Linked DNA regions of Mus musculus: all the other regions are linked to region 1. A link is a loop called in an ENCODE intact Hi-C map of the cell type or tissue named here. Cell type or tissue: left cerebral cortex. All regions are shown on one strand. Region 1 holds the start of Nup214 (nucleoporin 214). Region 2 holds the start of Exosc2 (exosome component 2). Region 3 overlaps Lamc3 (laminin gamma 3).

Evidence for each region. Hi-C counts contacts between places; a loop is a spot of excess contacts. Peaks named below come from ENCODE experiments on the same cell type or tissue, not always from the same donor. Only the 100,000 strongest peaks of a DNase experiment are listed, where the experiment ranks them.
Region 2: a loop joins it to region 1, with 3 times the contacts of the local background. A loop is called at or near these places in 2 of 42 quality-filtered maps.
Region 3: a loop joins it to region 1, with 4 times the contacts of the local background. A loop is called at or near these places in 2 of 42 quality-filtered maps.

What each region holds. Positions count from the first base shown.
Region 1 is chr2:31,970,248-31,978,247 of GRCm38, reverse strand. Aif1l (allograft inflammatory factor 1-like) reads right to left here. Exons shown (of 6, transcript NM_145144.1): 6 at 4,806-7,345. The coding sequence ends at 7,258. It overlaps Nup214 (nucleoporin 214), which reads right to left and starts at 3,798. Exons shown (of 36, transcript NM_172268.2): 1 at 3,640-3,798; 2 at 1,553-1,748; 3 at 333-484. The coding sequence starts at 3,684. In left cerebral cortex, a CTCF peak has its summit at 3,789; a DNase peak (open chromatin) is centred at 3,884; H3K4me3 peaks cover 1,890 bases; H3K27ac peaks cover 1,110 bases.
Region 2 is chr2:31,667,186-31,675,185 of GRCm38, reverse strand. It overlaps Exosc2 (exosome component 2), which reads right to left and starts at 4,471. Exons shown (of 9, transcript NM_144886.3): 1 at 4,325-4,471; 2 at 2,613-2,714; 3 at 626-671; 4 at 402-491. The coding sequence starts at 4,446. In left cerebral cortex, CTCF peaks have their summits at 6,698 (motif pointing right) and 7,645 (motif pointing right); a DNase peak (open chromatin) is centred at 4,509; H3K4me3 peaks cover 1,154 bases; H3K27ac peaks cover 339 bases.
Region 3 is chr2:31,911,520-31,919,519 of GRCm38, reverse strand. It overlaps Lamc3 (laminin gamma 3), which reads right to left. Exons shown (of 28, transcript NM_011836.4): 8 at 7,393-7,529; 9 at 6,374-6,484; 10 at 4,714-4,906; 11 at 4,442-4,560; 12 at 3,438-3,662; 13 at 904-1,092. Among named protein-coding and RNA genes, the nearest start is that of Lamc3, 28 kb to the right of the region's middle. In left cerebral cortex, CTCF peaks have their summits at 1,701 (motif pointing left), 4,171, 5,097 (motif pointing right) and 6,744 (motif pointing right); DNase peaks (open chromatin) are centred at 1,687, 4,187 and 6,752.

The DNA.
Region 1 (8,000 bases):
CCTGCCACACACTTCAGAGTCCATACTTTTTCCCCTACAGCTCATGAGCGTCCCTCCTCCAGCTACTCACTCTCCTCATAGCCTGCCTCACGGCGTTGTTTCTATTCTCCATCTCCCCTCGTCCCCAGAGCCCTGGCTATATTCACTCTGCTGGCCATGTTCAGTCTACTTCTTTCTCTGCTCTGGACTCTTCCAAGTTCCTCTAGTGTTTGCTTTCTTATAGCTACAATGAATACCCCCTTACCAGACCATGGAGCAGCCACGTCACCCTTTATACAGCTTCCAAGTTAGAACGTCTACGAGCAAGTCTCTGCTTCCATATAGTAGCTTACCTGATTTGAAAATGTGCGAACATCAAAAAAAGCTATAATGGAGCCGTATTCACTAGACATCATGCAGGCAGAGAGTGTAAGACTATCACAGCTCAGTGCTAGGTGATGGACTGGGAATTTCATAGGAACATTCAAGCCTTGAATTGTGTCAACTATAAAAACACAAAGCAGAAAAATACAGCATGTAACAGGCACACAGTCATAATCCTTTACTCAAGTCAATACAAACCCACATTTTCACCTATATAAAAATACACCTGTTGGGCATAGATAAAGAGCTGGTCTTAAGGACTGACATTCTACATTCAGACTCCATTTTTCCTATTGGATGAACAAAGTTCAAGTTCCTAGGCCCTGGGGAACTGAGGACTCTCTACAAGCTCACCAACTCCCTCTCTAAGCAACAATAGTTCCCCAAAACATAATGTTGTTCCTAACAGAAAGAACAGACAAATTTGATTGGTTGAGCAAAAACACTTACACTCAATGTCAGCTGACAACAATGAAACACTTGGGAGAGTCCCTAATCCCAGAGTCCTGACTGGTGAAAACTGTAACTGTAACTTGTCCCAGTTGCTTACATTTTTTTATGCTTATAAACCCTGCTGATTCAGTCCCCAATCAGAGCTGCCAGAAGGAACAAGACTCCTGGAGTTCTTGTCTGGCAGTCTTGATCATCAGCAACTCTGCTTATGTGTATTAACATAGAAGATTTTGCTGTCTCACCAGCCCACTGGTGCACTCTCCCCACTTCCTCCTGATGCACGATGGATACAGAGTAACAATACCTTGGATATCTAGTTACAGGAACTAAGCTTAACTCTCCTGTACATAGGTAATGCTGCTTTAAATATCCCAAGACTCTTGCTATGGCCCTTGCTGAAAACACTTCTGCTCAATGCTGCAGACACACGTTTCCGTCTGCAGGGTGATACAGCCATGCCTTCTTCTGGATGGCTTCCCAGAGCCCACGTTCAACTGAGCACAACAGTAAGGTCTTCTTCCCTCTCATCTTAGAGAAGTGGCTCACAGAAACAATAGCAGAGAGCTGAAAAGAAAACTCAGAAAGGCCTTTGGCACCCTAAGTGGAAGCTCCCTGCAAGGCCAAAAGAAATCACAATTTTGACATCAGAATCGTGTCTTAGTAAGGAAATACACTGACTAGTATGCTACTGCAGCCCTGGCTCTGCTGCACACTATAAATCAAAGAACGTGCTTACCAATTTTATTGGGATCATCTCCAGGTTTATTTTGGATAAGAAGGCTTTTAGTAGGAAAAACATTCAAGCCATTGGTGCCACCAGCGAAGAGCATACCATACTTATTGGATATGGTAAGCACACTCGAGCGCTCCTTGGGCAACTCTTCAGGAGAGTCAAAGATCCTCACTTTCTTCAGTGCTCTAAACTGAAAGTCCTGTTTTAGAATAGGAAACAAGATCAAGGAAGAAATTAAATCATGTCTATTATCATAGTCCATAAATGCAATTTCAGGATAACAAAAATATACTTATTACCTTGAGGCCACCAATTTTGTTTTTAGACTCTGTATTTGGTGGTGCTTGGTATAATACTCATTAACATTTGCTGAATGAAATAAATAGAGAGGGCTGGAGAGAGGAAGCAATGGTTAAGAACACTGGCTGCTCTTTCAGGGGATCTAGGTTCAATTCCCAGAACCCACATAGCAGCTCACAACTGTCTGTAACTCCAGTTCCTGGGGATCTAATACCCTCAAAAAGTGTTAATCTGTAATCACTTTGTTAAGCTCTATCTGTATCCTCCACCACACCTCCTAACTCTCCAGCTAGGGATTTTAGTGAAAAGAATATGACAGCTACAAGAGAAAATGTATTTCTACAGAACCTTATGAAATGCTTCATAAAGGGTGTCTAGCACACCCACACATACTAATTTTCTTGCAGTCCATGTTTAATACATATTTACTGGAAGATTTTTATGAGCATTGGTGTTCTGCCTGCATGTGTCTGTGTGAGAATTAGAGCTACAGACAATTGTGTGCTGCCCTGTAGGTGTTGGGAATTGGACTCAGGAGCTCTGGAAGAGCAGTACTCTTAATCCCAGTTGAATACGGTGGGTAAAAGTTCACACAAATTTCCCCATGAGGCCACACTGGCCATTCATAAAGAAACAAATCATCTATCTTTTTTGATATTATCATCCTAATAGTCATGACTGTACCACTGGGGCTTGGTGGCTTTTTTTGTGGTGGGCCAGTGTGATGAAGCAACACAAAAGAAACAAAACAAAACAAAACAAAACAAACACAACAGACAAACCCAAAACCCAAACCTCTCCTTTCTGCTTTTGGCAGGAATTAAAATACTGCTATTAGCCCTGTGGTTCTAAATTCTCTACCCGAACATATCTGAGGAACATGAAGCTTGCCCATTACCGGGCTCAGCACATGTGCTGACTCAAGGAAGAGCCACTGTTTCTAAGCATGATATGGAGCACTCGACCCATGTGCATTTTAGCGACTCACCGGTCACACAAATGGCTAACACCTTCCTGCAACTCACTCATTTCCAACTGTCTACGGTCCCCTGCCTTTCCATTCTGTCAGAGTATATAAGCCAACTATTAACACAGTATCCAGAAGTTGTAGCATGGGGATCACTTAGGGTTCGCTTGCTTTTCCTTTAGTCTCATGAGTTCAAGCTGATTTCCAGTGCCAAACTTGACTTCCTGTTCCTACTAACTAGGGGTTTTGAAGGCAGATAGTGTTTCTTGGCTCCACTTTAGGTAGTTTGGACCACCCTCAAGTATAGAGAGCTAATAAGAACTGAGCGTCTAAGCCAACTGTGGTAATGCACACCAATAATCCCACCACTTGGGAGGTGGAGGCAGAGACAAGAGCCCAAGACCAGAAGCCACCTTGAGCTACAAGAGACCATGCCTAAATCGTAAGAGAGATGTAAGGCTTTTGCCACGTGACTTTGGATCATTTGCTTTCAAGGCTTCAATGCGCTCCTCTTTCTAAGCTGGTCGTAAGGGCTGCAGCGACGGTGGCGACAGTACGTCTCACTCAATAAACAAGAATCGCTGTCACCAGTAAGGCGACCAGCCCATCAGAGTACCTGGGGTAACTCAGAAGGCGTGGACAAACCCACGCAAGGACAGGTACCTGCACTTGCAGGGAACTCAGGCCCGCGACACGCAGAGCTGCGGACGCTCTGTGGGGCGAGCGATCGCGACCCTGCGAACTGCAGGAGCAGCCGGCAGAGGCGAGGCTCCAAGGCAACTCCAGGACTACGCAGGCGGGGAGGCCCCGGCCAGGCTCTAACCTTCATCTCCCGCTCAGGGATCATGGCATCCATCTCGTCTCCCATCGTGCCGCCTTCAGGGTGTTCAAGTAGCTGCTGCTGGCGCTGCCGCTGCCACCCGCGGCCTTTCAAACACAGCTCAGGCCGCTCAGGCCTCAACTTCCTTCCCTCAGCGCCCGCGGCGCGTGGTAGATGCGCGTTTCCGGCGCGCGTGACTGACGTCACCCAGGCCGGTTTTTAGTGTGCTCGGAGGCAGTCGAGGGCTGCTCGGAAGTCGCGCGCTTGCCAATCCACAAGGCCCCATTGGCCGGTTCCGCGCAGTGGGTGTGGCCATGAGGCGCGGGCCGGAGTCCGCCTTCCTTTGGATGCTGCGTGCGCAGCCTCGCTATTTAATTTTCTTCCTTAGAGAGAGGCACGCTCGGCCTTCCTGAGACTCTCGATGCTTCCCGGTAGCACTTACCTGCAGGGCTCTTAGAAGCTTCCGACTTAGAGAAGTTAGGAACTTTTTTGCTGGGAAGAGCGGACAGAGAGGTTCGGTTAGCGGGTGGACTGCACTGTGTGCCGGTGCAGAACCCTTTTAAAAACGGAGAGGAAAAGGGACAAAAGATCGGTTTTGTTTACTGTTTTCAAGGCAATCGTTTCAGATCATAAGCCATATCCACTTCACATCGCAAATGGTGCGCGGCTATCATCTCAGCTTTTGGGGATTAGAGGGTCAGGAATTCAAGGTCTTCCTAGGCTACATAGCAATCTCTAGATATCCTGAGTTACATGGGACCCTGTCTGGAAAAAAATATGTAATAAGAGAATTCCACACAAAGCAGTTAAATTATCCAATAGCTTTCAGCCAGGAAGGGTTAAGATTCAGATCTGCGTATACTGACTGATGTTGAAGACATTTCTGGAGTAGAATTATAAAAGAGGTTCCTAACTTGGAGCTGGTGGGTCAGCTCCAGAGGGCACATTCTGTCAGATGCAGTCTCTCAACAAGTTGCATGTGTGCAAGCCTCTATTCATTGTAAAATGCTAACAGTAGACCTGGGTCTTGGGCTTAATCAGATGACGTCAACTGTCTGTCTGGGACATGGGAGACCCAGGACACACTCATTTACTTGGTACCTGTTGTCAGCTAGCTCTTCTGAATTTACTGAGCCCAGAGCTGTCCCCAAGAAACACAAAGACACTGATAAATTGCTCTAGTTTATTTCAGTCTGCAGGAGACCACATCCCATCCATACATACACACATGCACACAATAATGGCACTCACCCAAATCTACCTTACAAACATCTTTTGAGTCACAGGGCAAAGCCATACTTGGCAATCCCCAAACTGCTGGTTACACCAGTTACATTTGGTCTTTTTCAGAAATAAGGCAGCCGATGTCCCAAGAAAGCTAAGCCCTTAACTAGAGAGGTTAAAAACCCTGGAACCAACAGACACAACTTGAAATATATGCCAACTCCTCCATTAAAGGGTCATTCTTAAGTCTTCCCATAGATTGATCTTCAGACCACTGCCTCTTTCTGTGCTCTGCAGAGGTCAGTGGCACACTCCTTTATGGAGGTGGTGTGTAAGCTCATGAGTTGTGGACCCACTGAGCCGGCTGATTCTTCCTTCCTCTGTCACATAGAATAGGGACCCAATGCAGTCCAAGGTCCCAGCCCGCTCAGAGAAGGAAGGCAGGAGGAAATGGGGGCAGAGATGCTAATCTTAAAAGAAAAATAAGTCAAAGGATGGGGTGAGGGTAGACAGGATTTTATATTTATAGGGAGGAATGCTGGGGTTTAAACTTCAACTAGACTGTGCATTTGAAGCAGCTCCTAGGGCTGAAAATCAGCCAGTCATAGCGAAATGATCTCTCTCCTGAACTGAACTGGTTGAGACCAGAGGACGAACTGGAGCTAACCATTCCATGCCCTGTTTGCTTCACTCTCTCTCTCTCTCACTGCTGTGGGAACAGCACCCTGGGTATTGGACTGTGGAACAAGAGCCACAGGAAAAGCACATTAGCTCAACGCTTCCCTGTCTTTTCCACTTAAGGTTTTACAGAGGCTCCTCTGACACTTGCCAAATTATGAGCCCAGCTGGAATCCCTGGGACTACATGGTACTCACCTCTTGCACTCCCCCCCACTCCATATCATAGTCATTGGCTAGATTGGCTGGGAGTGATTCCCCAGTAGACATAAATTTCATACATCAGTCCATTTCACTGCCGGGTTCTGGACTCGTGTCATTGAGCAGGTGCTTGATAAATATGTGTGATGAGTGACTGTCTCGTCCTGAGTGCCCAGAGTAAATGGTTCCAGAACACAAGCAGGGTCAAGGCTGAGGTTCCCCACTCGGGTAAGACATTTGATACTTTGCTGCATGAATTCTTGGAAATGGTCTCTGAAGACCAGTCAGGAAGCTGTAAGGAAGACAATCTGCAAAGCTAGGCTTGGTGCTTACTGAAATCTCACTGCCAACCTGGAGGCCCTCAGGAGGGTGAGTCCTGACCCAAGGTGTTCCGTGGAGACCACACCTTCCTCAAGTATCAGGCTGGGAAATGCTGCTCTCTACCCTTTCCTTTGACCAATGCAGCCTAGAGCGGGTCTCCAGTCCACACTCTCTGATAGCCCCCACCAACCTTCAGCAAGGCACTTAACCCCTGGAGGCCAGCAGTGAAATGGAAGGACTGGCCCAGCTAAAATCTGCCATGTTACCTCCATCTAATCCCCAAGCTCCAGGACTTGAGGGATTTGAAAAGGGAGCTAGGAGTTGGACATAGCACACATGGAGACAAAGCAAGAGAACTTAAAGCTTGTAATACACACTCGATAAATAACTGAGGGAGTGAAGGGAGGGGAGAGTAGGGCAGGACAGTAAATAGCCGGATTGGGGCACTGTGCAATCAGACAGCCTGTTCTCTGTTTGAGGTTCAACACTTGACTCCACTTCTACCCTGGTGCCCTCAGCATCCACCCTGAAAGTAGGACTCCCTCACACCACTGACCTCACCTCTGCCTCCAAACCCCTCTACTGCTCTAGCAAGGGACAGTGCCATTACACTGTCCCTCTGAGCTGTCTGTAAAGGAGCGGTTCCTTCTGGTTCCTCTGAAGTACCCAAAGGTTGTTCTTTCCTCCCCACCTTGCGTCATGTCGCTGAGAATGGACAAGGGCAAGAACAAAAGGGAATCAGTTGTGTGTCTAGCCACTGAGTAGCCGCTGCTAGAAGGTCCAGCGGCACTGGAAGCATGTCCCTAAGACACTAGGGAGCCCTGGAGCTCTGTGCCTGCTCTGGATCTTCCGAGAGCAGCTTGCAGCCTGAATTTAATTTAGAAGCTGAGAAAGATGAACTGACGGACAGGCCCTCTTCAAACATGGGAACGAGGTTTGCAGCCTCCCTGCCCTCTCCAGTTTTTGGTTTGATGTTAGCCCTTTTGTACAAAGAGGGCAGAGCAGCAGGGAGCAGAGGGGCCTGAGGCTCGGGATTCCCAGCCTCATTAAGTCAGGTAACATGTGCTTACATAGAGAAAAAAAAAAAATGAGTCCACTGGGGCATAACCCAGGAGACCTAACACAATGAGTCAAGATGGCAGAGCGCAGAGGGAGAGGCAGGGGCAGGGATGGCAGCCCGGAAGGTCCGGGTGGGTCCTCAAGGCAGGCTGGCGATGTCTCGCTCTGGAGGTGGGCCAGCTGGCTTCGGGCTGCTCTCGTTGGCTTTTCCTTCAAACATCATGACCCTGGTTTGGAGATGAAGGAAATGAAAGGGTCAAGACTCCTCCCCTCACACAGAAAGCTCCCCAGCCTTCCCTCTGCAGCGTCCTCAACAGAATGCCCCTGGGCTAGCTGTGTGGAAGGGGCGGGTTGGTGATCCTAAGTCACAGAAGAAAAACCAGGCACAAAATAGAAGTGGGACTCCCCAACCCCAACTGCTCAGCCAGTCCAAGGTGGAAGAAAGTACAACCCTCTAAGCCTACAGCTGCTAGGCCATATGCCTTCCCTACCCAAGGTGTCTGGAGAAGGGTGGGCTGGGCCAGAGTTCTGCCCCAAAATACCATCAGATTTTTTTTTCCCTCAGAGCTGAGGAACAAACACAACGCCTTGCGTTTGCTAGGCAAGTGCTCTACTACTGAGCTAACCCCCCAACCCCCATCAGATCTTTTAAAAAGTCACCATTGGCCAGCCATGCTGGCCCACACCTTTAATCCCAGCACTTGGGAGGCAGAGGCAGATAGATCTCTGTAAGTTCCAGGCCATCCTGGTCTACATAGAGAGTTCCAGGCCAGACAAGACCACATGCATAACAAAGGGAGCACATCTCAAAAAGAGAGAGAAAGAAAGAAAGAGAGAGAGAGAGAGAGAGAGAGAGAGAGAGGAAGGAAGGAAGGAACGAAC
Region 2 (8,000 bases), 300 kb after region 1:
TTCATAGTGAGTTCCAGGTCAGGGCTACACTGAGAAACCTTGTCTCAACCCCACCCACCCCACACTCCAAAAAGCAAGCAAGCTAAGGCAAACCCCTCAAGAGACACCTTCCCTGTGCAAGGCTGGGCATCAAGAAAGGAAATCAGCACTAAGATCCTAAGACCCAAGAGCCTCCTCTCAGCTCCCTCCTGGGAGCCCACGCCATGGGTGTTTCTGGTCTTACCACACACAAGCTGCTGCCCATGTTGAGAGCACAGGGCTAGAAGAAAAGCCTCTGTGTTCACCAAAGTAGCAGATCTGGTGACAAAACCACAGCAACCTCATGTGAAGCAGACTTCTCAGGTGGAGCAAAGCCCCACAGCCCGACCGACCGGACAGTTCCAGAGCAGGCGAGCACTCACCAGCTCTCCCCCAGGTAGGTTCATGGATGAGAGGAGCAAGACGGAGTCCAGCCTGGAATTGGTCTCTACCTTCCACCTCTTCTGTTGAACCTGTGAGAGAAATAAATGTGGGATAGCATTTCACACCACCCCAGAAACAAAGGGCCCCTTCTTCATACTTTCACAGATGAAGGCCCCAATCCCTGAGCCGCCAGCCTCCTTCTCTTTATGAACACTGACTTTACCTCTGTGATTCTCCCCACTACAATGTCTCCGACCTCTCCATTGTATCTGCAAGAGAAAACAGAAGCTTACCAATAGCCAGCGGGCTGGCCACACAGTGTCTGAGGCTGAACAAACAGAAGGGAGGCAATAACCATCTTTTTTAGCACATGGGTATAATTACTGTTTAGACCTGGGAACTTCAGACTCTCATTAGCTATCCTTAAAGCATCTGCTCACTGCAAGCTGTTACATGTCCACACTGCCTGCCTGGCTCAGACACTTTGCTGGTCCCTCACCCTGATTCCAAGGGTGAAATGCCCTTTGTTAAGGCCCAGGCATTGGACTGTGTCTCTTTTCTGGTCAGAGCTCCCTCAATTACAGTGAGCTCACTGAGTTCTAATGGTGAGAGGCTGGGCAAGGTGGGGAATTATCCACAATCCCAGCGCCTGGGTGGTAGAGTCACAAAGCCACCTGATATCAATAGCCACACAAATGGCTCTTGAGCACTTGTAAAGATAACAAACACAAGGTGAACACTGCCAGCAGCTGCTTCCCCTTCTCCACAGCAAACTGTTCTCTCCCTTTCAGCCCCAGCTCAGTAAGTGTTCACCCCACCCCACACTTAGGCCAAAACCTTGATTCCTGTCACGCTCTAGGATGAGCCCAACACAAATCCTGCTGAGGGCACCTTAAAATGCAGGAGGGAAACAAAGACATCCAGACTGGAAACTAGGGAACTCTATTCATTCTGTTAACTACCCTTAAATACATCAGTTACTGCAACACCCTTACAAGGACGGAAAATAAAGTATACAGAGGAGCTAGCCACTGCTGAGGGCTGCGCCCGTTATCACTTGGTCATTTTGCAGCATACAGTTCCCTAGTCCAGCTAAACATGCCCTGCCCCCCTTCACTGTCTCCATGACAACTACAGCAAATGATTAAGATATATGTCAGATCACAGCTTTCATCTTGATCCTTTCCAAGGGCTTCCCAATCGACACACTATGACTCCCAAATCGTCATCATTGCCAGGCAGGGTGACCAGAGCGCAGCCCCGGCTCACCCGACTACTCAGTCCCAAGCTCATTCATTGGCTTCCCTTCTGGGCTGCTTCTAGGTACTCAGCCCTGTGTTTAAGTACTTTACATGTAACACGTCACTGAATTCTAACAGCAATCCTGAAGTGGTTGTCTTCTTTATGATGCAGAAAAGGAAAGTAACTCCAGGCTTGGGAGGATCAAGTGACGTGAGAGAACCTGTGACGTGAGGGAACTGTGAGGCTCACCCTCCACGCAATGCCCTAGCTTACTTTCTGCTGTGATAAATACTACAACCAAAAGCAGCCTGAGAGGGAAGGCTTTCTTTGGCCTATAGATCACACTCCATCATCAAGGAGCGCCGCCCAGCAACCTGGAGGCCAGGACTGAAGCAGAGTCTATGGAGGAAGCCTGCTTGCTGGCTTGCTTCCCAGGCTGGCTCTCACACTGTCTGTCTGTCAGTCTGTCTGTCTGTCTCTCTCTCTCTCTCTCTCTCTCTCTCTCTCTCTCTCTCTCTCACACACACACACACACACACACACACACACACACACACACACACACAGCTGTCCTGGAACTCACAGAGCCTGCCTCTGCTCCCAGGGCTAGGATTAAAAGCATGGCCACAATGCCCTTTCTTACCCAGCCCAGGCCCAGCTGCCCAGGCAGGGATGGCACCGCCCACAGTGGGCTGAGTCCTCCTACATCAAGTACCAATTAAGAAAATGCTTCCACAGATATGCCCACAGGCAATCCAATGGAGGCAACTCTTCAGTTTAGGTTCCTGCTCACGAGGTAACTCCAGCTTTGTGTCAAGTTGGCTGCTGGTGCTGACTGTGATAAACAGGAACATTCAACATAGCAGGCTTGTGACAGGCACGACTAATCTCTCTGACATGGGAAGACGGAAAAGGCCTGTGTAGAACTCAGATGCTCTGAGAAAGAGATACACACCTTCTGTCCTCACCTGGTTTTCAAGGCTTTGACACAGATCAGTTTGTTCACTCTCTCCACAGAGCCGGCCACAGACGCAATGAGCTTCTCTTCCCCCATGTATGTCCCATGGCCCCTGCGCAAGGACAAGGCCACAAAGAAAGGATACCAGGATACATTGGAGGTGATCTAGAACATAGTTCTTGAACCTAACGGGCTCCCCCAGCCCTGAGCCTCACACTCTCCGCAGACAGTCACATGGACGTCTCCATCTTAAAGTAATGTGCTCAAATGTCACTGCCTAACATCCTACCTCCACATCCCAGGCAGCACAGGGATCCCCAACTGCTCCTGGTCCACCCCATTCCCAACTACACACCTGTTCTCCCCCTTCCGCTGCATTTACGATTTTCTTGTGGCATTTACTGTTTCTGTTCCTTGCTATATCTTAACCTCCACCAGGACACGGGTGTTCACTTTGGTACCCCAACCACACCGGCTATGTTGAACACATGCTGCAACTATGAAGGAATGAATCCTAAGATATCTGCCATCTAATACCTTAAACTTAAAGCTTAGAGGCAACACTATAAACACTATAATCTCATTTGTACCAAAAAAAAAGAAGAAAGAAAAAGAAAGAAAGAGGAAGAAAGAACAAACTAGGTGCAACGGACAAACGGCCACACCTTTGAGTTAAGAATTTGGGAGGCGGGCTGGTGAGATGGCTCAGCAGGTAAGAGCACCCGACTGCTCTTCCAAAGGTCCTGAGTTCAAATCCCAGCAACCACATGGTGGCTCACAACCATCCGTAATGAGATCTGACTCCCTCTTCTGGTATGTCTGAAGACAGCTACAGTGTACTTACATATAATAAATAAATAAATCTTAAAAAAAAAAAAAAAGAATTTGGGAGGCAGAAGCAGGTGGATCTCTTGAGTTCAAAATCAGAGCGGTCTACATAGTAAGTTCCAGGACAGTCAGTGCTACATAGTGAGATTGGAGGGTTGGGGGTGAGGGGGGGGGACGACGGGGGGGGGGGGACGGACAGACATCGGGAAGACTGGCTACCTAATGCAGATTTATCTTTGGTGGTAATACAATGGTGGATTTTGCTCTCCTGCCCCACTTTTCAGTTAATACTCACTAACCTACCAATTCCTGTTGTCACCACTGTCTTCCAGGTGAGGATACCGGCCTTAGCAAGGTGCTAAACTAAGGATAACAATGTCAGATGTCCGACTCCATAGACAGCCCTAACTGCCACATGTTGTGACTTTCCGTGCTAAATTTGTATTGTTGGGTACAATATGTTGCCTCAACCCCCGCTCCACCAAAATTACTGCTTCCAAGTCAGGCTTGTCGCTGAGGTAACACTGAAAGAGATGACCAACCCCACTGTCCATTCAGAGGGTTGTAAGAAGGGCCCTGCAACCAGCCCTCCCCAGTTCTCCCTCCCTAGGAAGGCTCAAGAATCTTGAGTTTCAGGATAAGGGTCCAAAAGTTCCGAACGCCATAGATCAAAAGAGGGAATCAGGAACTGACAAAGGTGCAGCCAAGATGCCGGGAGTCAGAAGCGTGAGGCTCGCAAAGGAGGGAACTAGTATGGATGCTCCGATGTGTCCCGGGTAACTCGGGGACTTAGATACAACGGGACAGGAGGCCTGGGTTCCGGGACAGCGGGCCACGTGCAGAGAGCTCTGCAGCCGCCTCCTGAGGCCTTGGGACCCCCAAATCCTCACGTACCGCATGAAGCCTGTGTCCGTGGTGATCGTGTCCCCCGGCACCACCAAGTGTTTCTTAGAGTCGCGGCCCAAGCTCTCACTGAGAGGTTTGCGAGCTTTAGGGAGCCTCATCTCCAACGCCATCTTGGCGCCAATGACTTGCGCAGGCGCAGCTCTACACCGCTCCTCAACTCCCGCCTTCCTTCAGAGAAGCGACCAATGGGAATGGATAGTGTGGCAGCCATGTTGAGTATTGGCAATATTAAGTTAACTCGTGGAAGTGAGGGCACCAAGCTGCCATGTTTACTATTGGCAAGAAAGCACCTGCGGAATGATGAATTCTCATGTCGTAAGGGAATATGACATTAGTTTGGTTTGGTGTTTGGATGTCAGTTTTGTGTTTGTTTTAGAGGAACGACCCCGTGTAGGGCTAGCCTCAAACTCTGTATAGTTGAGGATAACCTTGCTGAGGTCCAGATGTTCATGCCTCCACCTCCCAAATGCTGCGATTACGTGAGTTTGTGTAGGTTGTGGGTTTGGTGGTGGTGGTAGTGGTAGTGGTAGTGGTAGTGGTAGTGGTAGTGGTAGTGGTAGTGGTAGTGGTAGTGGTAGTGGTAGTGGTAGTGGTAGTGGTAGTGGTAGTGGTGTTTGATGCCCAAGAGGACAAAAGAGGATGTTGGAGTCCCTGTAACTGGAATTATAGAAGTTTGTGAGCCATTATGTGGGTGCTGGGAAACGAAACCAAGTCCTCTGGAAATGTGGCCAGTACTCTCAACCTCTGAACCACCTCTCCATTCCAGGTGTAGGATTTTTTAAAGACAGTGCCTCATGTCATCCAGGTTGGTCTCAAACTAGCTGTGTAACCCAGGGTATCCTTGAACTCCTCCTCCTCCACCTCCCAGGAGCTGGGATTACAGGTGTAAGCTGCCATACCAAACTGTATGAGTTTTTACCCAAACTGTTCCATTTCATCATTTTATTTATTGTTGGCAAGTCTAGAGATTGAGAAATGAACCTTGGCATCCAACTCAAAACCACTATAATCTAATATTTTGTAGACTATAGATTTAGGACCGGGATTTACAGGAAACACCATCTGAGGAGAAGCTAGAACCCTCTGAATACTGCTCCTCGTGGGCCTTGTCTTCTAGCCCCTTAGGTGCTGTCCTCACCTACTGCCCTATGGCTCTAATGTGCTTTAGTAAGGACCTCTTCTGAGTGATGACATGTGTCTGCTGAAAGATGACTGTTGTAAACAGTCATGTGACAAGCAAGTCTGTAGGGAGGCATAAATGTAACTTTTATTTTCCTGTTGTAATTGTTGACTGGGAGGTTTACTGTCTTTGTTTGCTAACCTAGGTCTAGTTCTGGAAGCTTCTAGACTCTGTACAGTCTTATCTAGGCCTAAAATGTTTTCAGCCTCTGAATTGCTGCTGAATAAGCTCCCCCTTTCTAGTTCTTTCTGAGCTCTGGCTGGCTGATTCAACTCAGTTGTTCTGTCTCAAACTCTTTTCCCAGCTCACTTATTAGATTTGTCTTTTCTCTCAGCCTCTAAATTCCTGCTTGGCCTCAAACTAACTCTAGCAATCTTATCTAACCGTCTGGCTCATTCTGTCTTTACGTGTGTCTCACTTGTTCTTTCTTAAATATGTCTCTATAAAACTCTTGAAGTAATGCCAGACAGTAGTGGCACACACCTTTAATCCCAGCACTTTGGAGGCAGAGGCAGGAGAATTTCTGAGTTCGAGGCCAGGCTGGTCTACAGAGTGAGTTCCAGGAGAGCCAGGCTACAGAGAAACCCTGTCTTGAAAAACTAAAGTGTGGGGGGGAACTCTCGAAGTAAAACTGCCTCCTTCCTCTCTGTGTGCTTCTCTCCCTCTCCCTCTCCCTCTCCCTCTCCCTCTCCCTCTCCCTCTCCCTCTCCCTCTCCCTCTCCTTCTCCCTCTCCCCTCTCCCCCTTCCCTCCCCCTTCCCTCCCCCTCCCTCTCCCTCCCCTCCCCTCCCCTCCCCTTCTTTCCCCCTCCCCTCCCTCTTTTTCAAGACAGGGTTTCTCTGTGTAGCTCTGGCTGTCCTGGAACTCACTCCTATGTAGACCAGGCTGGCCTCAAACTCAGAAATCCCCCTGCCTCTGCCTCCCAAGTGCTGGGATTAAAGGCATAAGGCACTTAAAGGCATAAGCACTGCCCGGAGTGCTCTTAAATAGCCTTTCCTCATGAGAGTGGGGCATATCCTACTCTGTCAAATCTTTCTCTGATTTGTCACTTTTTCTGCCACTCAATTAGACATCACTTTTTTTTTTCAAAATTTATTTATTACATATTTATTTAGTACACTGTAGCTGTCTTCAGACACACCAGAAGAGGGCGTCAGATCTCATTACAGATGGTTGTGAGCCACCATGTGGTTGCTGGAATTTGAACTCTGGACCTTCGGAAGAGCGGTCGGGTGCTCTTACCCACTGAGCCATCTCACCAGCCCTAGACATCACTTTTAAACATGGGTGCTTCCTTCTTACAAACTAATTTGACCTTCATTGTTTGGGACTAAAGGTGTGTACTAAGGGCACATCTGTATTCCAGCCAGAGGGAGTAAAGATGTGTGCTAAGGGCTGACCCACACCACAACTAGAAACAGGTTCAAATTCCTGTGACAAGGCCACATGCACACAGGGTACAAGGACTTTGCTTATACTCGATTACACCTGAGTGGATGCTGTTCAGTAGTGGATGGAAGATATGACAGGCGTCTCCTGTGGCTTCATCTGGGCCTATTTAACAAAGGCATTTATTTCCCCCTTATCCCATCATTCACTCATCCCCATTTCCCCTGGCCCTGCAAGGTTTGAAGCCCACTGAATTTGTTTGTCTTCAGACAAAAATCTCTCTGTGTAGCCCTAGCTAGCCTAAACTTGCTTTGTACACCTTGAACTCAGAGATCTGTCTACATTTACCTCTCAAATGCTGGGACCTCCCAGAAGTGTGTACTGTCATTCCTTGCTGAGGCACATTGAATTTCAACCTCACAGAATCAACAGCACAATTCTCTACTCAAATGAGGGACTCTAAAGGAAACTAAACTGTCAGACAGGCCCCACATATTGTGAGCAGAAAGTAAGGCAAATTGGGTCCTCTCCCTCCTGAAGATGCATCTGGCCAATTGCTTATAATCTCCAAATGGTCAGCATTCTTTACTCTAACCAACCCTCACAACTACACTTATAAAGAAAGCCAACCTTGCCAGGAAATCAATGACATGAAGTCACTGAGCAGCCAGGGACAGTCACTGTCAACCCTCAGGCCTGGAGGAAGCCAGCCAGAGTCCAACTGTTGAGTCAGCTGTGGCCATAAGAGGGCGGTGGTGTCCTTTAAGACGTCCTGCCCAAGCTGTAGGCCTCAGGGAGGGTCTCTAGACCAAAACACTGGTCCAGGTTAATCCTTCAGGGAAAGACATTGACTTTCCCCTGCTCATCCTCGAAGCAGTCACAGCGCAGAGCCTGTGGCAGTGAGATGACACTGTGGATACCTAGTTATAGAGAAGGAAACTGGAACCCAGAAAAGACTAGAATTCACATAGCAGCAGCAGCCAGCCTCATTTCATCTAACACCAATTTTTCCTCAGAATCCTCACCATTAACCAAACATCTTCCAGGTGCTCTCTGGCCCTATCCTGAGTGCTTACTGCTCCCCTGTGCTGAGTGC
Region 3 (8,000 bases), 59 kb after region 1:
TGTAATATACCGATAGCCGTTTAATTGTCCACTTTAAGTGGGTGACTTTGTGGGGCATTGCAGTAGCCTCAAAGGCTGTTAAATGCACCTCTGAGGGAAGAGCCGGGGAGGGGGAAGTCCTGCAGCAGAGAGTGGGAGCAGAGAGGATGGAACCTGGGAGGAGAGGGCTGTTTGCCTCTTGTTGCCTGATACTCACTAAAACCTGAACTCTGAAAAGTCCTCTGTGTGTGTGTGTTTGTGTGTGTGTGTGTGTGTGTGTGTGTGTGTGTGTGTGTATGTGTCTGTGTGTGCGCACGTGTCTGTACAGGCAAACGAGTGTGCATGTGTGTGGATGTACACATATGTGTATGTGCGTGAAGGCCGGAGATAAGTGTTGGGTGTCATTCTTAACTCTACCTTGTGTTTTGAGAGAGGACCCCTGAGCCCCACTGCTCCTCCTGGACTCCCGGTATCCCTCTGCCTCCCCAGCGCCGAGGGGAGAGGAATGTGGTCCCTGCCCTTGCTCTTTGTCTTCTGTGCTCTAAGTCTCAGACTCAGGTGGTCTGGTTTCTTCAGCATCACTTCCCAAGCTGAGCCTTCCTTTGAGACATGCCAACCTCATTGTTGGGGTTTTCTGCAGTGAGGATCCCAGGTCCCTTGGCTTCCTCCCAACAACTTTAAAAACAACTCTAAAAGCCCACATATAGGCCTTCCAAGGTTCCATTATATATGGCCAAAGCCCCAGGTCTGCAGTAACTCTCAGCATACTGGGAACTTGACAAGGAGACTCTGTCCTCAGAAGTCATGCTTGCCACCCTTGGACCATGCTCTGTCCTACCTGTCATACCCTAACCTCTGTTAGAGCCAGGGCAGGATCAGGGCTCAGGCTTGGTCTTTCTGGGAAACAGAGCACAAGCCACTCACCTCTCTGACCAGGAGGGCAGTGTGTGCACACCACATCTCCACTCTCTGGGATGGTTGCACAGGCTGATTGGCCAGGGCACGGACAGGGCTGGCAATCATCAGCACGGCCTGAGAAGGCGTTACCGTAGAAACCTGGCATGCACCGCTCACAGGATGGACCCTCGGTGTGGTGGCCACACAGGCAGATCCCTAAGGAGCAAGGCACTTGTTCACTATCTCAGTCCAGAAGCCCCTGGAACAGTGGTTCTCAACCTTCCTAATTCCTAATGCTGCGATTCTTTTTTTTTTTTTTTTTTTTGGTTTTTCAAGACAGGGTTTCTCTGTGTCGCTCTGGCTGTCCTGGAACTCACTCTGTAGACTAGGCTGGCCTCAAACTCAGAAATCCACCTGCCTCTGCCTCCCAAGTGCTGGGATTAAAGGCAAGCGCCACCACTGCCCGGCATGCTGCGACTCTTTAACACAGTTCCTCATGATGTGGTGACCTCCAACCATAAAGATTTTTCTGTTGCTACTTTATAACTGTAATTTTGCTACTACAGCTAGGAATTGTAATGTAAAGATTTTTGGAGATAGAGGTTTGCCAAGACATTGCGACTTACAGATTGAGAACTGCTACCCTAGACAGTGAGTATCCTGGTGGAGGAGTTGCAGGACACACATTGGTAGACTAGAGAGACAGGAGCTTGGGGTAAATCCCGGCTGAGCCAGACTGCCTGGGTTCACTTAAGGTTTGTGTGTGTGAGCTGGGAAAACCTTCTAACCCGCCCCTCGGTGGGTAAGAGGTGTGGCTCTGCCACCTACTGGCTGGGTGGCCACCTTGCACCTCAGATCCCTGTCTTAGAAGTTGGGATGGATGGTAACAGAGGCCACACCACAAATATGCTGGCAGGAGTGGATGGATGGGGTGGCAGAGCCAGGGTGGGGGGCAAGGGTGGGCAGGGACAACAATTGGACACTGTTCACTATTCCTGTCTCACAGCTCTCCCGACCAATGGAAGGCACAGCAATAATCCTCTTCACCTTGAGGGCCCCACCTAAAGGGAGACCCTGGCTCAGGCTTCCAGTCTTTCGGGGGCTCACTCTGTACAGGACCTATAGTATATACATGCTATTGGTATGGCAACTCTTGGTACTGGAAGACGGAGGATACCACAGACCCCCTTCTCCAGTCCAGCAACCCCTGGAGTCTGCTCAGAGCCTAGGGTCGTGACTCACCATGGGGACCCAAGAGGGGCCCTACAGGAGGCAACCAGCAGTGTCCAGCCATGGCTGTGAGGAGAACGGAAGAGAACTTCATTCCCTAGAGCCAGGGAGAATTCCTGCCTCAGCTCACACCCTCAGGCTTGATTCTTAGACTAGCTGCTCTACCCATTTTACAGACGAAGGCTTACTTATACCGAATGGAAAGTTGTGGCAAAGTCAAGGGCTCCGTGGGGGTGAAAAATCAGTTCAATCTCATGAGGAGATTCTGTTTCCTCAACAGGAGCTGCAGGGAGCATTATCCAGGAAAGGGTTGCGAGGCTTCATCTAGGCTCAATTGGTGATGTCTGCCAGGCACAGGAGCCATGGACAATGTTCTATGTATCAGAGATTCCACCTGTCTTGGGGAGGCAGCAGGGCGAAAGGCCTGTGACACAGAGGTGAAAAGGCCTGTGTCTGTCCCCTAGCGCCTCCTGGTCACATGACCTCTGGAGAGGTTTCTGTATCTCTGTAGGTATGAGAAGTAGCTCTACTGAATGACAGCCACCACCGCTGGTGGGAGGTGTGGCTCTGTCACCTACAGGTCATGAGGTCACCCCACTTGGAAACAAATGGGACAATAATGGAGAATATATCACTTGCATGTCTACAGGAATCAAGGAGAAGACATTAGGGAGGAAGGGGATGAGACTATCTTATTCCTTCCTTTATATTATTTATCTGTCTCTCCCAGGAAAAGAACCCACCCACGGCTCACTCCGTCAGCTACCCCTGAACTTCAGTGCAAAGAGCGTTCTGTTCTTTTAAATATCTAGACAATTCCTGACCTTCATGGACTTTGTCTCCATGGCCTGGGCAGTGTATACTACTGCTGTCTGTACTGTATAGATGGGGACATTCGGGGAGAGAAGTGACTTTTCCAAGCAGTGAGGACACTTGGCTTGTGGCTTTGGGTGAACACCCATGAGTTCCTGTCATCTGTGCGACTCTCTGAATGTCTTTCTCCTGTTGCTATCTGTGCTGGTAATTCTCATAGCACCTGCTGGGAAGCAAGGCTCTGAGGGGCCTTTCCCAGGGCCTGCAGGGTGTGGTGGTGGTGGAGGAGGCGTGGGCAGATGCCTGAAGAGAGGCTGGCTGAAGGCCCCCTCAGGTGCATACAATCCCTGGCCCCTAGGTTCCACTCAGGACTTTTGTTATAATAGGCGAAGTCCCAGGGAACAGGGCAAGGACAGGCCAGTGTCCATGTCTCCCAAGGGCCATCTGTGAGGTCCAGTCCTCATGCCACCGTGTCTGCATAGCTCAGGGAGCTTTGGAATGGGATTCTGGGGACTTACCTGTGTTGGGGTCACAGGTGCCATGCTGGTTGCAGGTGCAGGGAATGCAGTTGGCATAGGGACCCCCATGAGGTATTTCTCTCTTGTATCCCAGAGCACAGAATTCACAGAACTGGCCTGTGTATCCCTGGGGACATAAGCAGGTCTCCACCCAAGAGGCTGGAGGGGCAAGCTCACGCTGGGGCCAGGCCGATGTGAGCTGAACTTCACACAAGAGCACTTGGCCTGCAGAATGAGAAGCAAGGGGGGACCTGCATCCATGTCCAGTCGATACTTCCTGAGAACCCACAATGGGGCTCATGCATGCAAAGGGGTCAACTGTTTGTTTGAGACAGGGTGTTCGCTGTATAGCCTGTGCAGTATTCAAGCTTGCGATCCTCTGGCCTTGACCTCTTAAGTGCTGGGATTACAGGCATGAATTACTGCTACGCCAGGCTTGAAGAACAATTTTAAAATTAACAGTCAAGGCCGGGCATGGTGGTGCATGCCTTTAATCCCAGCACTCGGGAGGCAGAGGCAGGCAGATTTCTGAGTTCGAGGCCAGCCTGGTCTACAAAGTGAGTTCCAGGATAACCAGGGCTACACAGAGAAACCCTGTCTTGAAAAACAAAACCAAAAAAACCAAAAAAAAAAAAACAACCCAAAAAACAAAACAAAACAAACAAACAAAAAAACAGTTGGGTGAATTTAGAATCCTTATCAGCCCATGAAGTGGATGAGGTGCAATGCCACTGTTGGCCAGCAGGGTGAGCAGTGCTCACAGGAAGATGAGGGACGGGATGGTACAGGATTCTGTCAAGGATGTGAATCGGCTTCCTAGAGTTGTTCTTCCCCAGGACTTCCTGCTCCCTGCCGTCCAACCCCTGCCTCTGCCCTCAGACACACTTCTGTTGCCTTGTGCAAGTGTCCTGATTCCTCAATCTCAGAGTCCATGCTGGGGGAACTCCACGGACAATGCAGGGCCAGGACCCATATTCTAAGGGTGTGAACTGTTATCATACTACCAGAATGGCCCGGTCCTTGGCCACTGGTCCAGATGCTCAGAGCAGTCAGATTGGAAAGCAGGCGCTGGAAGTGGAAGGTGGGCAGTGGGGACTCTGCCTCCTCAGAAGTCTCCTGCAAGCTGTAAAGGACAGAAAATCAATGGGACAGCCTGATGTAGGGACAGGTGGTGCCAAGAGGCTGGGGTCCTCAGAGCCTCCCAGTGTGCCTAGCCCTCAGAGGCCACTCTGCCTGCCACCCCACTCCCACCTCTCAGGACCGGGAGGACACTTACAGGAACTGGAGCTGAACTCGTCTTGGCTGCCTGGTGTCCTGAGGGCTGGGTAGACTGGAGGGCCTCAGAGACAGAGCCAAGCCTGCTCCCTCCAGTCTCAGCTGAATAGGAGGTGGGGAGCCTCCAGGGGGTACTTGGAGGGTCAGTATGACTGGCTGTCCATAGCTGAGTCTCTGGTCTCCCAGGAACTTCTCTGAAGATAAGAGGGAAGAGCTTTGATAGCTCCATATGCTTAATTTGATTCTATCATCTGTATTCTTATTTGTTTATTATCTATCTATCTATCTATCTATCTATCTATCTATCTATCTATCTATCTATCTATCTATCTATCTACCTATCATTCAAATGTAGGAGTACTCTGTCTGCATGTACACCTACATGCCAGAAGAGGGCATCAGATCCCTTTATAGATGGTCATGAGTCACCAGCCACCATGTGGATGCTGGGTCTTGAACTCAGGACCTCTGGAAGAGCAACCAGAGTACTTAACAGCTGAGCCATCCCACCAGCCCCTAGCATTTGCATAGATGGCAACAATAAACCATCCAAGCACAATGCAATCCAAGGCCAGGGCTGGGGAGATGTCTTAGTGGTTAGAGTGCTTGACACAGAGTGACAGAACCAGAGTTTGGGTTCCTAGAACCCACACTCAATGGGCATGGTGGCCTGCTGTAATCCCAGCCTCAGAAGCTGGAGCAAGGAAATCTCTAGAACAAGCTGGCTAGTGGGGGACTGGCCTGTCAGCGAGCTCCGGGTTTGACTGAGACACCCTGCCTCAATGAACAAGGCGGAAGAGAGATGTCAGATGATTTCTCACATTAACTTCTGGCTTCCGCATGCACTTGCGCCCATACACACGATTGTGCCCACTCCCATGCAAACATGCATCTCTCTCTCTCTCTCTCTCTCTCTCTCTCTCTCACACACACACACACACACACACACACACACAGAGTATTTTGATGATTTCACATTTGCCGTGCTCTGACTGAAGAGTCATAATACCCAGAGTTGTCCCCAGGCATAATCCCTGGGGTCTAACCAGAGGCGATTTGACCAGGTCAAAAAGGACTAAGCTGCAGCTAGAGTAGGAGAGGTCTATTGGATTATCCAGTAAGGTCCAGGGGATCTCCAGGGAGGAAGAGACGAAGATCAGTTGTGATCATAAGAAGGACAGCTTTTCTGAAGGTGGGGGAGGGTGTGGACTCTGGAGGGGAGACACAGCCCTGTGACGTGATGCCCAGTCCCTGCTTCCGGTTTCCAATACACAAAGAGAATAAATGTATGTGTTCCATGCTACCGAATCCATGGCCACTCGCCAGCACCTGTTTGACTGGCACCCCTAAGCTTGTGCTGAAAGAATCCTTCTAGTAAAGTATTAAGAGGTGGGAATTCGCCAGGCCATGGTGGCACACGCCTGTAATCCAGCACTCAGGAGGCAGAGGCAGGCGGATTTCTGAGTTCGAGGCCAGCCTGGTCTACAAAGTGAGTTCCAGGACAGCCAGGGCTACACAGAGAAACCCTGTCTCGAAAAACCAAACCAAAACCAAAACCAAAACCAACCAAACAAACAGAATTCACCTACTCTGAAGATCTGAATTATTAGCAGCAGCGGGGACCTGGGAGGTGTGGCCAATGGGGACTGACTGTTACCTACTTGGGGCTGAGAGTTCCTCCCCTCCTCGCAGGCCCAGGAGGAGCCCACTCTGGCTCCATTGCAGAGGACGCTTGGACACTCCCATGCTTCTGATCTGCCAGCCACCAGCTCCTAAATATCGAACACAGAATATTCACCCCAACAGTGACGTGCAGTGACAAGTTCCAGCAGGGCTCTAAAGTCGGAGGGAGTTTGAGGCCAAGTTGGGTCCTCGTCCCGGACAAACCTTGTGCAAGGTTGGCAAGAACTCTATCCACTGAGCTACATCCCTAGCCCTCTCTTTGTTGTCTTAGGATTCAGAAGACAAGCCTTTGGCTAGTTTCAGGCCAATCACTGCTATGTGGTACCCTGCTTTCTGTGTGGTGTCCAGCAGAGGGCCCACTGCCTCTGTATCTGGACATCCTGAAATTGATGTCCAGTCTTTAAGACTAAACTCTCAGGTGTGGGGGAATGTTCCAAGGAGGATTGCTGGGCATCTGGACTCTGATGGATTACAGAGCTTGGAGTTGCACCCTCTTGTTCCAAAGACACAATCATAGTAGCCAGAACCAATCTCAGATAGACCGGATGTAGTCTGTAAACTGTGAATGAGAGACCTGCCTACAAGGATCCTGAGATAGCCTAGAACAGGGAGCAGCACTGGCTGGCATACAGACGGTGCTTAATAAATGAAGGCCAAGAGTCTAAGCTGAAACTCACATATACTGAGGAGACTAACTCTCCTGCTGGTAAATGGAGGCTGCCCTACAGGACTCAGGGTTGCCGCAGCAATACCCAGTTTTCCAGTGCCACCTGATGGTAAAGTGTAAGAGGCTGGAGGGGTGGTGGTTGGGGAAGGAGCCCCGGGGCAGTGGCAGGTGATGGGGGATTTCCTTTCCCACCCTACACACCACGGCTGTGGGGCATAGGGTGTCTTTCCAAAGGGGGAGATGGTGGAAGGGCTGTTGCTGTCCCCATCCCAGCTTCCAAATTGAGATTCTCAGCCAGGGCCAAGGAAGGCAGACCTCATGCACAATTACCATGGCGGAAGTCTGAGCGGATGTGGTGTTCCTGGAACCCGGCAGCAGGAGAACACACCTTGGAGTGGCCATAACAGAAGCAGCTGCTGCAGCCCACTGGATTGTGGGGCTGCAGGTTAAATGTCCCAGGGCGGCATCTGTAAGAGAGTCAGACTGGGTCACGTGAACAAGCCAGGATGGCATAGGACCAGGATCCAGACGATTAGGACTCCTGGGGAAATTTAAGCAAATATTTTTATTTTTATTTTTCTCTTAAAATCACAACTTACACAGACAAGATGGACAGTCCCCATGCCTGCCTGTTCTGTGTCTCTGCTGCTGATATATGTCCTGGAAGCCAAGATCAGCACCACCTAACTAATGTTAACAAGCTCTAGGCTGTGTCTGGGTTTCTTTTCTTTTCTTAATAATATGTTTCCCTGCTCCAGGACTTGACACTGCATTTAGCTTCTCCCTTGTGTCTTCTGATTTGTAAACATTTCCTTCTCATCTTTTGAGGCCTTGATACCTTCATTTCTGTGTTTTTTTGTTTCTTTGTTTGTTCAAGGCAGGGTCGCACCATGCAACCCTGCCTGGCCTGGAACCCTCTATGTAGACAAGACTGTGGC